Regions from separate parts of the Homo sapiens genome. Here region 1 is linked to region 2. A link is an interaction called in ENCODE POLR2A ChIA-PET data of the cell type or tissue named here. Cell type or tissue: IMR-90. All regions are shown on one strand. Links, peaks and the distances in the headings refer to the core of each region. The heading gives the core; the rest is flanking DNA. Region 1 has its middle 33 kb from the start of FAM216B. Region 2 has its middle 91 kb from the start of TNFSF11.

The links. ChIA-PET counts read pairs that join two places held together with the same protein. Peaks named below come from ENCODE experiments on the same cell type or tissue, not always from the same donor. Only the 100,000 strongest peaks of a DNase experiment are listed, where the experiment ranks them.
Region 1: POLR2A ChIA-PET joins it to region 2 with 8 read pairs; 2 of 35 experiments call an interaction of 5 or more read pairs at or near these places.

What each region holds. Positions count from the first base shown.
Region 1 is chr13:42,745,663-42,751,045 of GRCh38, reverse strand. It overlaps a transcript of LOC124903164 not described here. Among named protein-coding and RNA genes, the nearest start is that of FAM216B, 33 kb to the left of the region's middle. In IMR-90, for the core only: no CTCF peak of the experiment used is centred there; a DNase peak (open chromatin) is centred at 3,415; H3K27ac peaks cover 382 bases.
Region 2 is chr13:42,662,807-42,668,189 of GRCh38, reverse strand. No RefSeq gene overlaps it. Among named protein-coding and RNA genes, the nearest start is that of TNFSF11, 91 kb to the right of the region's middle. In IMR-90, for the core only: no CTCF peak of the experiment used is centred there; no DNase peak of the experiment used is centred there; H3K27me3 peaks cover 143 bases.

The DNA of each region.
Region 1 (5,383 bases), core at 334-5,333, 83 kb before region 2:
CAAAGGGCAAAACAACCTCTGCCAATGAAGGAGCATAAAAACCCTGGGTGTTAGTCGTTGGCACTTCTTCATGGCTTTATTCCATGTCAGAGGAAAATAAGTTAGCAAGATGTGGAAACGGGGCTAAAATTAGCCTTCAAGATTCTATTTTACAAGACCTCTAGAGTGTCGCCCCCACACACCCACACACAAACAGTAATGAAATATATTTTCAATTTTGCCAAGCTCATCTGTTGATTGATTCCTTGCCTGAGGTCTTCTGAAATGCACTTGTTACTCTAACCTGGAAGCAGGACTGCATTTATTCATTCAGTCATGCTCGACACTCTGAATGCAGTGGTATAGAAAATATGCTCTTGTCCTGAAGATGCTCTTAGTGACCTGGGGAAACCCTCAGCCACTTGCAAGTTTTTCCAACTTAGTGCTTTAGAAAACTTACAAATACAACTCTCTCTGTATATATATATATTTTTTTTAATTATCACTGCTAGCAGGTATCAAGGAGCATTCAGTGACTCCTCCCCACTTGAAGAACCAAAGCTGATGAAAAGAAGGCCTGGTAAGGTACAGACCCTGGGTAGAAAAAGGCACTTTTCTGTTCTGAGAGGCACATACCAGCCTGGGACCTTCCTCTGCCTTGTGCTGTCTTCACTGAGTGTTTCCAGTGAACAACTCTTAGATGCCCAGGAGCTGCTCTGCTGGGTGCCACACCACTCCTCAGAACTTCCAAACAGCTCTCTCTGCTCCCACTAGGGGACATGCCCAGATATTCTCACTGCTAGGCTCTTTTTTGGGCTCCCAGGTAGCACTTCCTAAGCACCCACCTCTTGGCAGAAGAAGCCAATACATTCCCTTTAGATCTGGAGCCCATGAGAAGGAGATATTCACACTATAAAAGGAGAATCTTTAGAGGGTAACCCCAGGCATGTAATTATTATCACAAGATGTTTGAAAGCTCTGGCAGAGATTTTGACTTGCAATCGTCTGGAATCATTGCTTGGTAGACTGGGCAATTCTCCTGCAACTTTTAGGACTAATGAGCTTGGAAACAAGAGGGACACTGCCCTTGCTTTGGCATATGGGATGGTAAACAGCAGCAGGATGGACATGCTGATGGTCTAGCTTCTACAGGGCATGTAGCTATTAACTGATAGAATCAACAGCCTAACCTTGCACAACAGCCTAACCTTGCAAGGGAGAGCCCCCACCACCCGGCCTTGCTTATCTCTGCTGACCCAAGGAAGCATCTTGGGTCCCCTGTTTCCTCAAGATTTCCTCTGACTGTCCAGCCTCTCAGATCACTGATCTTGCCTGTCCTAGTTTTCTATCTTGGTACCTTCTTGTGCACCTCCAAATAACCAATCTGTCCCCATGTCTCTCTGATTTCAAATCCTAACTATCTCTCAAGTCTATTCACTTCTGATTATGTTCAGCATCATCACCCTCTTTGTAGCCAGCATCATCACTCCCCACGACTCTTGACATTTTGGTCTTCACATTTTCAGTCTTGTTCCTCTTCCATTTATTCTCCCCAGCAAGTCTGGGAGACCTTAAAATACTTCAATGGGCTTCCTATTGCTCTTAAAAAAGTCCCAAATTTCTAACATAGCCTTATGGTCCAGGTCCTTGCACATACTTTCAGCTTTTTTCTGCCTCTGTTCACTGGGCTTCCGTTAAGTTGGTGCAAAAGCAATTGCAGTTTTTGCATTGAAAGTAATGACAAAAACCACAATTGCTTTTGCGTCAACCTAATAACACCTTAGCCATAGCCATCTTTTAGTTTCTCAGACCACACTTGCTCCCTTCTCTCTCAGGCCACTCATGTTTCCCTGAGTCTAAACCACTTTCCCCATCCCCCATTTAATTCCCTGAATTGTTCAGATCTCTGCCCACAAGATGTTCATCCTCATTTCCTTGACCAGATCAGATCCCATGCATATTCTTAGCTCTCTATGTAACATGTCCATCATGGCCCTTTTCACAATTCATAAATTCATATTTACATTATCATTTAATTGATGTCTGCAGCCAGTTGGGCTCTAAAATACACAAGGGAAGAGACCAGAGTTTGCTTCTCACTATTCAGTTTCTGGCACATGTTTGTTATATAGTAGATAATCCATAAAGTACTTATTAAAAGAATGAATAAAGAAATGATTTAACAAGACCAGTTAGCTTTCTCAAGAAAACTTAAGATTTTTTTTCCCCAGAAATAAAACACAATCTATGTATGATTCTTCCTGATTTTGTCATATTGGATACTTCAGGTAACAAGATGAAAGAGGCCAGTTATCTCTGGGGTTCCATGGATTGGGAAAACAACCTGAGTTTTTACCCTTTAATGTCAATTTCATAGGTTACTGTGCTGATTTAAGGTGCATAGAGTAGGGTAACATAGTGAATGTGTTTTATTATTGACCTTTTTTTCCCCAACACCTCCTAACCTTGACCTTACTCATGAGTCCTTGTCGAAAGTTTACTCAAGGATTCCTTCAGCATCACAGGCTCATGGTCTCCTTCTTGCTGCCTCCAATCATTGGTCATTAGAAAGGTGTTTCTTGAGTGTACACACGTGTAAGAATGAACACATGTATGTGCAAAAACTGTGTATTATACTTTCATTTCCAGCGTGGAATATGACCCTCTTCACCATCCATCTACCCTAATCTTAGATTTCTAGGTCCAGCCAAAATTCTGTAAGAGTAATCGTTCCCTTTGTTGAGTAATTACAATGTGCTAAACACTGCTGAGTGCATTACATAAGTTATTTCCTTTCATACTTAGGAGTGGTGGGATGGGTATTATATTTTCTATTTGAAAAAAAAATGGGTAAGAGCATCAAAGCTCAGAGACACTGATGAACTCATTGAGGGTCATCTGGCTGGCTCTGAAAGCCACACACATACTCACTATGCCATGCTGCCTCCATTTAATCCACAAAGCATTTCTTGGTCATTTTCATTCTTATCGACTTCCTCTTCCTTTGAATTGTTATATCTCCTTCTGGCTGCAACACTCTGGATTTCATTATGCTCTGTGCAAATTTAGGGAGTCCCATGTAGATTCCCTCTGTCTCCCCAGCTGTCCTTGTGCTGCAGGAGGGTAAGGGCTGCCATATCTGCCCTTCCTCACATGGAGCCAAAGTTGGACTAAAGAACATGGGGTCTGCATAGGCCTATTTTGTAGTTGCTTACACCTACACTGTGGCATGAAGTAGTGGGAAGGAGGGGGCAGGAGTTCACCAGGAGAGCCATCTCCATGGGAGGGGTGGTGCAGGGAACGTCCTGCAACAAGTAGGCTGCCCAGTGAGTCAGCCACGCCTTTGGAAGTGTTGTGGTAGTTTTGTTTACATTTGCACATGTCCCAAACAGCTAAGTAATCATAGAAGAAGTATTGCTTCCATGGAAAGGGCAAGGACAGACCTCTGTGAAAACAAACTATATACATCTTGTCAATGGAATGGCATTCTGCAAAATAGAAAAGCATGTGCTATGTGGTGGTGAGTGTTAGAACAACAAACCGTAGCCTAGTGACGCCTCCTGAGCAGCTTGTTTTTGCTTAATTACAAGTTGCTATAGCTCTTTCCCTTACTCAATTGTGAGCCTCTCTCCTAATTGTGTCTCACAGATGCATAGTGAGGAGGTTATTCAGCTTGTATTTACATCATTACCCATCTACCATCAGAGTGTATTGCTAACTGGTTCTCCTTACAAATGCTTGTTGTGTTTGTTTTGTGTTTTTAATTTTATGTTCCACTGCTTGTCTACTTTTTCATTGTTTTTAATCCAAACTTCTACTTCAGCCTCTGCTCATGAAGTCTCCCTCTCCCGAGTCCTTTGGGCTGCAATAATCAGGTAGGTTACTTTCTCTTCCAGGCATTTAAATGAGACTCACTCCTTTGAGTCCATTTTTAGAAAAGTAGGCCAAAGTCATAAAGAACATCCTTCCTGAGTGGTGACTTTCAGGCTCATCATTAATCACCTCCTTGTGAACAACTGGGAAAGTGAATCCCATGTGACTCCAGGCAGGTATCAGGCAAAATCCTCTGCTGAGTCCTGCGAGAATATAAGTAATTTTATGGAATGTGAGCAAAATAAGTTTTCCATTTTTCTAAAGTGAGATTTCTTTTTTCCTTTTAAAATCTCAATAACTTTTGATTTTATCTTCTCAATCAATCACAGGAAATGATTCTGAGGGGTTTATATAGTCAATAGAGTAAGAGTGCTCTAGTGAGTAGGGGGCATAAAGAGGTGTCCCTAGTCCAGTGGGAAGTGTTCACAGTCTTTTCTCAGAAATAAGACCTACCTGATGAGTTGGATTTATTAAACCAGCAGTCAACGGCACAGGGGAAGGCAGTGAGCCGTGTGGACTCTTCAGTTCTAAACTGCTCTTACTTAGTTGTGACCTAGCTCCATATGATGAATTTATTATCGGTTCCAGCCCATAATAAAGAGATATTCACACTACAAAAGGAGAATCTTTAGAGGGTAACCCCGGAGTTGACATGTAATTATTATTGCAGGATGTTTGAAGGTTCTGGCGGAGATTTTGACTTGCAATCATCTGAAATCATTGCTTGGTAGACTGGGCAATTATCCTGCATCTTTTAGGAATAATGAGCTTGGAAACAAGATGGACACTGCCCTTGCTTTGGCATATGGGATTTCAAACAGCAGCAGGATGGACATGCTGAGGGTGCAGCTTCTACAGGGCACGTAGCTATTAACTGATGAGCTCAACAGCCTAACCTTGCACATTGCCATCAGGAACCAGGCCTCTCATACTGAGCCACCAACAGGAGCAGCCCCCAAAGCAGCCAACACAGTTACTGAGCACAGGAGCCTGCAGGAGTTCTCACTGTGGAGATGCCTCCCTTCACAACCTGGCCTTTCCCATCCCAATCTTTTAGGCAGAAAATAGCATCTCCCAGTCCTGTATGAACAACCATGGAGCTGCTGAATGCAAGGACGGGGCACTGTAGACAAAGTCTGCCTATTTTATTGTACTTGAGAAGTCACCCCTGGAAGAAATCTTTAACTTAATTATGACCTAGGCCAAAAACTAAAAATAAGGGGAAAGAAAGGAGCTATGCCAATATGTTTTCAGCATCTAATTTGAAAATATTGCCTTACTTTCCAGCTGTGTACAGCTTAGAGCATTCATTCATTCATTCATTTGCCATGAATCAGAGCCTGTGCTAGGCTTTAGAGATAGAGATACTCACAGGCTGAAGAGGTGGGTGGGAGTAGGCTCATGCTTGATTCTACTTCCTCTTTAGGATTTTTTTTTTTTTTTTTTTTTTTTTTTTGTCGGAATCTTGTTCTCTCGCCCAGGCTAGAGCGCAATGGCGCGATCTCGGCTCACTGCAATCTCTGCCTCCCAG
Region 2 (5,383 bases), core at 259-5,258:
CTGACATCTTGACAATATTGAGTCTTCTTATTTATAAACATAGAATGTCTCTCCATTTATTTAATTCTACTTTGATTTCTTTAGTCATAGTTTTGTAGGTTTTTATTGAGATATTATAAATATTTTGTTAGATTTATACCTAAGTATTTCATTTTAGGAAGTGTTAGCATAAGCTGTATTTCATATTTAATTTTAAATTCCAGTTGTCCAGTGCTGGTATATAAGAAAGCAATTGACTTTTGTTTATTACCCTTGTATCCTGCAACCTTCCTATAATCACTTACTAGTTCCAGAAGTTTTTTTTGTTGTTGATAATTCTTTCAGGGTTTCTACATATATAATGATGTCATCTGCAAACAATGACAGTTTTATTTCTTCCTTCACTCTCAGTATACATTTTATTTCCTTTTCTTGTCTTATGGCATTAGCTAAAATTTCTAGTACAGTGTTGAAGAGGAATGGTAAGGGACATCTTTGCCTTGTTCCTGATCTTAGTGGGAAAACTTCTAGTTTCACACCATTATGTGTGAGGTTAGCTCTAGGTATTTTGTAGATATTCTTTATCAAGTTCAGCGAGCTTCCCTCTATTCCAAATTTCCTGGGTTTTTTTTCTTTCTTTCAATCAGGAATGGGTGTTGGATTTTGTCAAATGCTTTTTCTGCATCTATTCATATAATCATGTGATTTTTCTTCTTTAGCCTGTTGATGTGATGAATTACATTAATTAATTTTTGAATATTGAACCAGCCTTGAATACACGGGATAAATACCCAGGTGTTAAGAATAAGAAAAATAAGAAGTTTTTATTTTACCTTCACTTTTTCATTCTTCAATGCTCTTCCTTTCTTTACGTAAGTCCAAATTTCAGACCTATATAATTTTTCTTCTTTTTAAAGAACTTTTTTTTTTTAGCATTTCTTGCAAGCAAGGCAGGTCTACTAGCAGCAAATTTCCTCAATTTTTGTTTGTCTTAGAAAATCTATTTCTCCTTCCCTTTTGAATGACTATTTCACCAGGAACAGAACTCTGGTTATGTTTTGTTTTTTTTCCCCCTCTCTCAATACTTTAAATATTTCACTCCATTCTCTTCTTGCTTGCATGGTCTCTGAGAAGTCAGATGCAACTCTTATCTTTGCTCTTCTGTAGGTGAGATGTTTTTTCCCTCTGACTCCTTTCAGAATTGTTTTCTTTACCTCTAATTTTATGTAGTGTAGATGTGATATTCCCATGTGTAGTTGTTTTGGCATTTTTTCTTTTTGGTGTTTTCTGAGCTTCCTGAGTCTGTGGTTTGATATCTGACATTAATTTGGGGGGAAATTCTCTGTTATTGTTTGTTTCAAGTATTTCCTTTGTTCCTTTCCCTCTTTCTTCTCTTTTTGGTATTCTCATTACATATATGTTACACCTTTGGTTGTTTTCCCACAGTTCTTGGATATTCTGTTCTGTTTTTTTTCAGGCTTTTGTCTCTTTACTTTTCAGTTTGTGAGGTTTCTACTGATGTATCTTCAAGCTCAGGTATTTTTCTTCAGTTGTGTCCAGTCTACTAATAAGCTCACCAAAGTCATTCTTCATTTCTATTACAGTGCTGTTGTTATTGTTGTTGTTTTAACGTTATTTTATTGTGGTAAAAACAATTAACATGATATCTACCCTGTCAACAAAATTTTAAGTTTGCGATACATTATTGTTGACTGTAGGTACAATATTGTACAGTAGATCTCTAGAGCTTATTCATCTTGCTAAACTGAAATTTCATGCCTGTTGGTTAGTAACTCCTCATTTCTTTCTCCCCCCAGGTCCTAGCAACATCATTCTACTCTTTGATTCTATGATTTTGGCTTTTTAAGATATCTCATATAAGTGAAATCATACTGTATTTGTCACAATATTTTTTATCCCTTTTTGATCTTAGAATTTCCGTCTTGGTTTACATTGCCCATCTGTTCTTACATACTGTCTACTTTATCCATTAAAGCCCTTAGCATATTAATCATAGTTGTTTTAGATTCTTGGTCTAATAATTTCAGCATCCCTGCCATATCTGAGTCTGATTCTGATGCTTGCTCCATCACTTCAAACTGTATTCTTGCCTTTTAGAGTGCCTTCTAATATTTTTGAACTTGGACATGATGCACCAGGTAGAAGAAAATGCTCTAAATAGACCTTTCATAATGTAATAATAAGATGCTTGTGGAGGAAAAGCATTCTAAGGTTCTACGATTACTTCTAAAGTCTTTTCGTGAGCCTGTACCTCTGGGACTGTGAAGTTTTCAAGTGCTTCTCAGTTTTCCTTCCTTTAAGTGAGACAAGATGGCTAGATGACCTGGAGTTGGGTATTTCCCTTTCCTGGCTAAACCCCCGGCAGATTAGGCTGTGGTTGAATAGTTTCTCCTGAGAGTAGACCTTGTTAAGAAGAATAGAAATCTCTGACATATTTCAAAATGGCTTCTTTTCCCTTCGCCCTGCTGGAGCAAGAAGGAATTTTTCTCTGATATTCACCGTGAGAAGCAGGTTGAACTCATGGAGGTAAAACTCACAAATGTGTGAGGATCCCACTGTGACTGGAGACCCCTGGAGTTTTTAATTCTCCTTCTTGCCCATACTGAGCCCCCAGCAGTTCATTAATTACAGTTCAAGATTTTTGAACCCAGCACTTGTTCTTGTGGAGGTTTCTGCTCATGGGTTTCCACTCTGATAGGTTTTAATTCTCCATATCCACCTCTGCCTCCAATTTGTGAGGGTAGCAGTTTGACCTGTAACCTCACTTCTCTTACAGATCTGTATTAGGCCATTCTTGCATTGCTATAAAGAAATACCTAACATTGGGTAAGTTATAAAGAAAAGAGGTTTAATTGGTTCACAGTTCTGCAGGCTTTACAGGAAGGACAGTGCTGGCATCTGCTCAGCTTCTAGGGAGGCCCCAGGAAACTTACAATCATGGGAGAAGGTGAAGTGGGAGTAGGCACATCACATGGCAAAAGCAGGAGCAAGAGAGAGAAGGGTAGGGAGAGGTGCCACACACTTTTAAATGACCAGATCTCATGTGAACTCAGAGCAAAAGCTCACTTATCACCAAGGGATAAGAGCAAGAGCTCACTTATCACCAAGACATTCATAAGGGATTTGCCCATGATCCAAACACCTCCCACCAGGTCCCACTTCCAAGATTGGTGATTACTTTTCTTTTTTTTTTTTATTTGATATGGAGTCTCACTCTTTCACCCAGGCTGGAGTGCAATGGTGCAATCTTGGCTCACTGCAAACTCCGCCTCCCGGGTTCAAGTGATTCTCCTGCCCCAGCCTCCCAAGTAGCTGGGATTACGGCATGTGTCACCACGCCCAGCTAATTTTGTATTTTTAGTGGAGACAGGGTTTTGCCACATTGGTCACTCTGGTCTCGAACTCCTGACTTCAGGTGATCCACCTGCTTCGGCCTCCCAAAGTGCTGGGATTCCATGCCCAGCTGGGGGTTACATTTCAACATGAGATTTGGGCAGGGACAAGTACTAAAATTGTATCGAGATCTAAGAAGATTTGTTGAGTTTTCAGTTTGTTCTGTTTTTTTGCTTATTGTTAGGAGATAGTGGCTACTTTCAAGCTTCTTATATGCTGGACCAGAAACTGAAAGTCAGCTGTCATCTTTTAAAGAGAAGAAAGTTGTCCTTAGAGAACACCCTCTCCCATAACCTTGCTGCTAGTGCTTGGCAGACCAAGCTGAGAGAGAACCCTGGGCTGAAGACCTGATATAGCAAAACTCAGGACTTACAAGGATTTGACCGACCCCATTTTAACAGTTTGGCAGACTTTTTTGAAGCTAGGCTTTGTAATTAAAACAGGCTAAAGAAATAATGACTTCATGCCTTGCACTAAATTACTATTGGAATAAAATTGAGCAAGTTGAGTAAGATATGAAGGAGCCACTGGGGAAAGCACTGGATTCAAACAGGCTTGATTTTAAATTCCAGGTCTTTTCTAGCTATTAATAGGGCAGCTATGGGCATGGGCTGCAGCTTCTCTAAGCTTTAGTTTTCTCATCTATTCAATGAAAAGACCAACAAATTACTTCATAGGATTGTGATTTGATTCTGTGCAGCTGTTTACACATGGAGATCATCATTACTATTATCATCATCATCAACAACATCATCACCATTAATAAAGCTTGTTAAAGCAGAAAGGAGGAGATAATTGATAGAGTGAGGGCCCTGAAGGGGCAGGAAGGAGTGAAATCCAAAACATAAGTAATAGGGTTTTTGTCGGTTGGGGGTGGCCACAGGAAGGATAACCCTTCCTCTTGGCTTCGATGTCATGAGGTACTGATGGAAACAATCATAGGAAACTTACCTGTGTGGGAAGGAAAAGAAAAGCAAACTACTTCTTCGTTTAAAGAAAATTTTAAGATAATTTTCTGCCTGGCTTACCTAGTCATGTTCACTTAAGTAATATTAAGCTTCACTTTCTCCTCCTGACCCTTTATCATATAACTGTAGGGACTGGGATCCAGAAAAGTCCTATGTGTTGGGGCTGAGGACTCCATCTCAACATGAAACATTTGTGTTCAAAGTCAAGAGCCTGCTTACAGATGCTGAGATGCCAGTGGAGGTACACACATTTGTGTGTGCCGATGCTTCAGTTTCAGAACAGAATTTCTTCTTCTACAGGAAACCTCAGCTTTTGCACTTAAGACCTTCAACTGATTAAATGAAGCCCACCCACATAATGAAGGGTAGTTTTCCTTAGCTAAAGTCACCTGATCATAGATGTTAACCTCATGTACAAAATATCTTCACAACAACACCTAGATTCACATTTGATTAAATCACTGGATACTATGGTATGGCTATTTAGATACCTAAAACTAACTAACCATGGATGTAAATGGCTTACAGATGGGAGTGCTTATTAGTGTAACTATCCACATGGTGATGGCAGGAAAATTTCACTGAGCTGGACATCACTAGACCTCAGCTTTGCATGACCTCCTCAGGTGACCTGAAAGTATATCCTTTAAACCCTCTGAGTCTCCGTGTCCTGCAGCAGAGCATAATAATACCTTTCCTGTTTACCTATCACAAGGTTTAAGGAGACAAAGAAGATTTTTTGGAAAAAAAAATCTGTGCTTTGATCATTAATAGCTAATATTTATTAACTACTTACTATGTTCAGACACTGTGCCTGGTTCTTTATGTAAGTTATATTGTATAATTCTCAAAACAATCCTATGAGGTTACCTTAATATTACTCAAGTGAGCATGATTAGGTAAGCCAGGAGAGGAAACTAAAGCTCAGAGAGGTGAAGTGATTTAGACAAGATTACACAGTAAACAAATAGCATCTGGGCTTCACACTGAGCTATATGCAACTCCAAAGCCTATGACTTAAC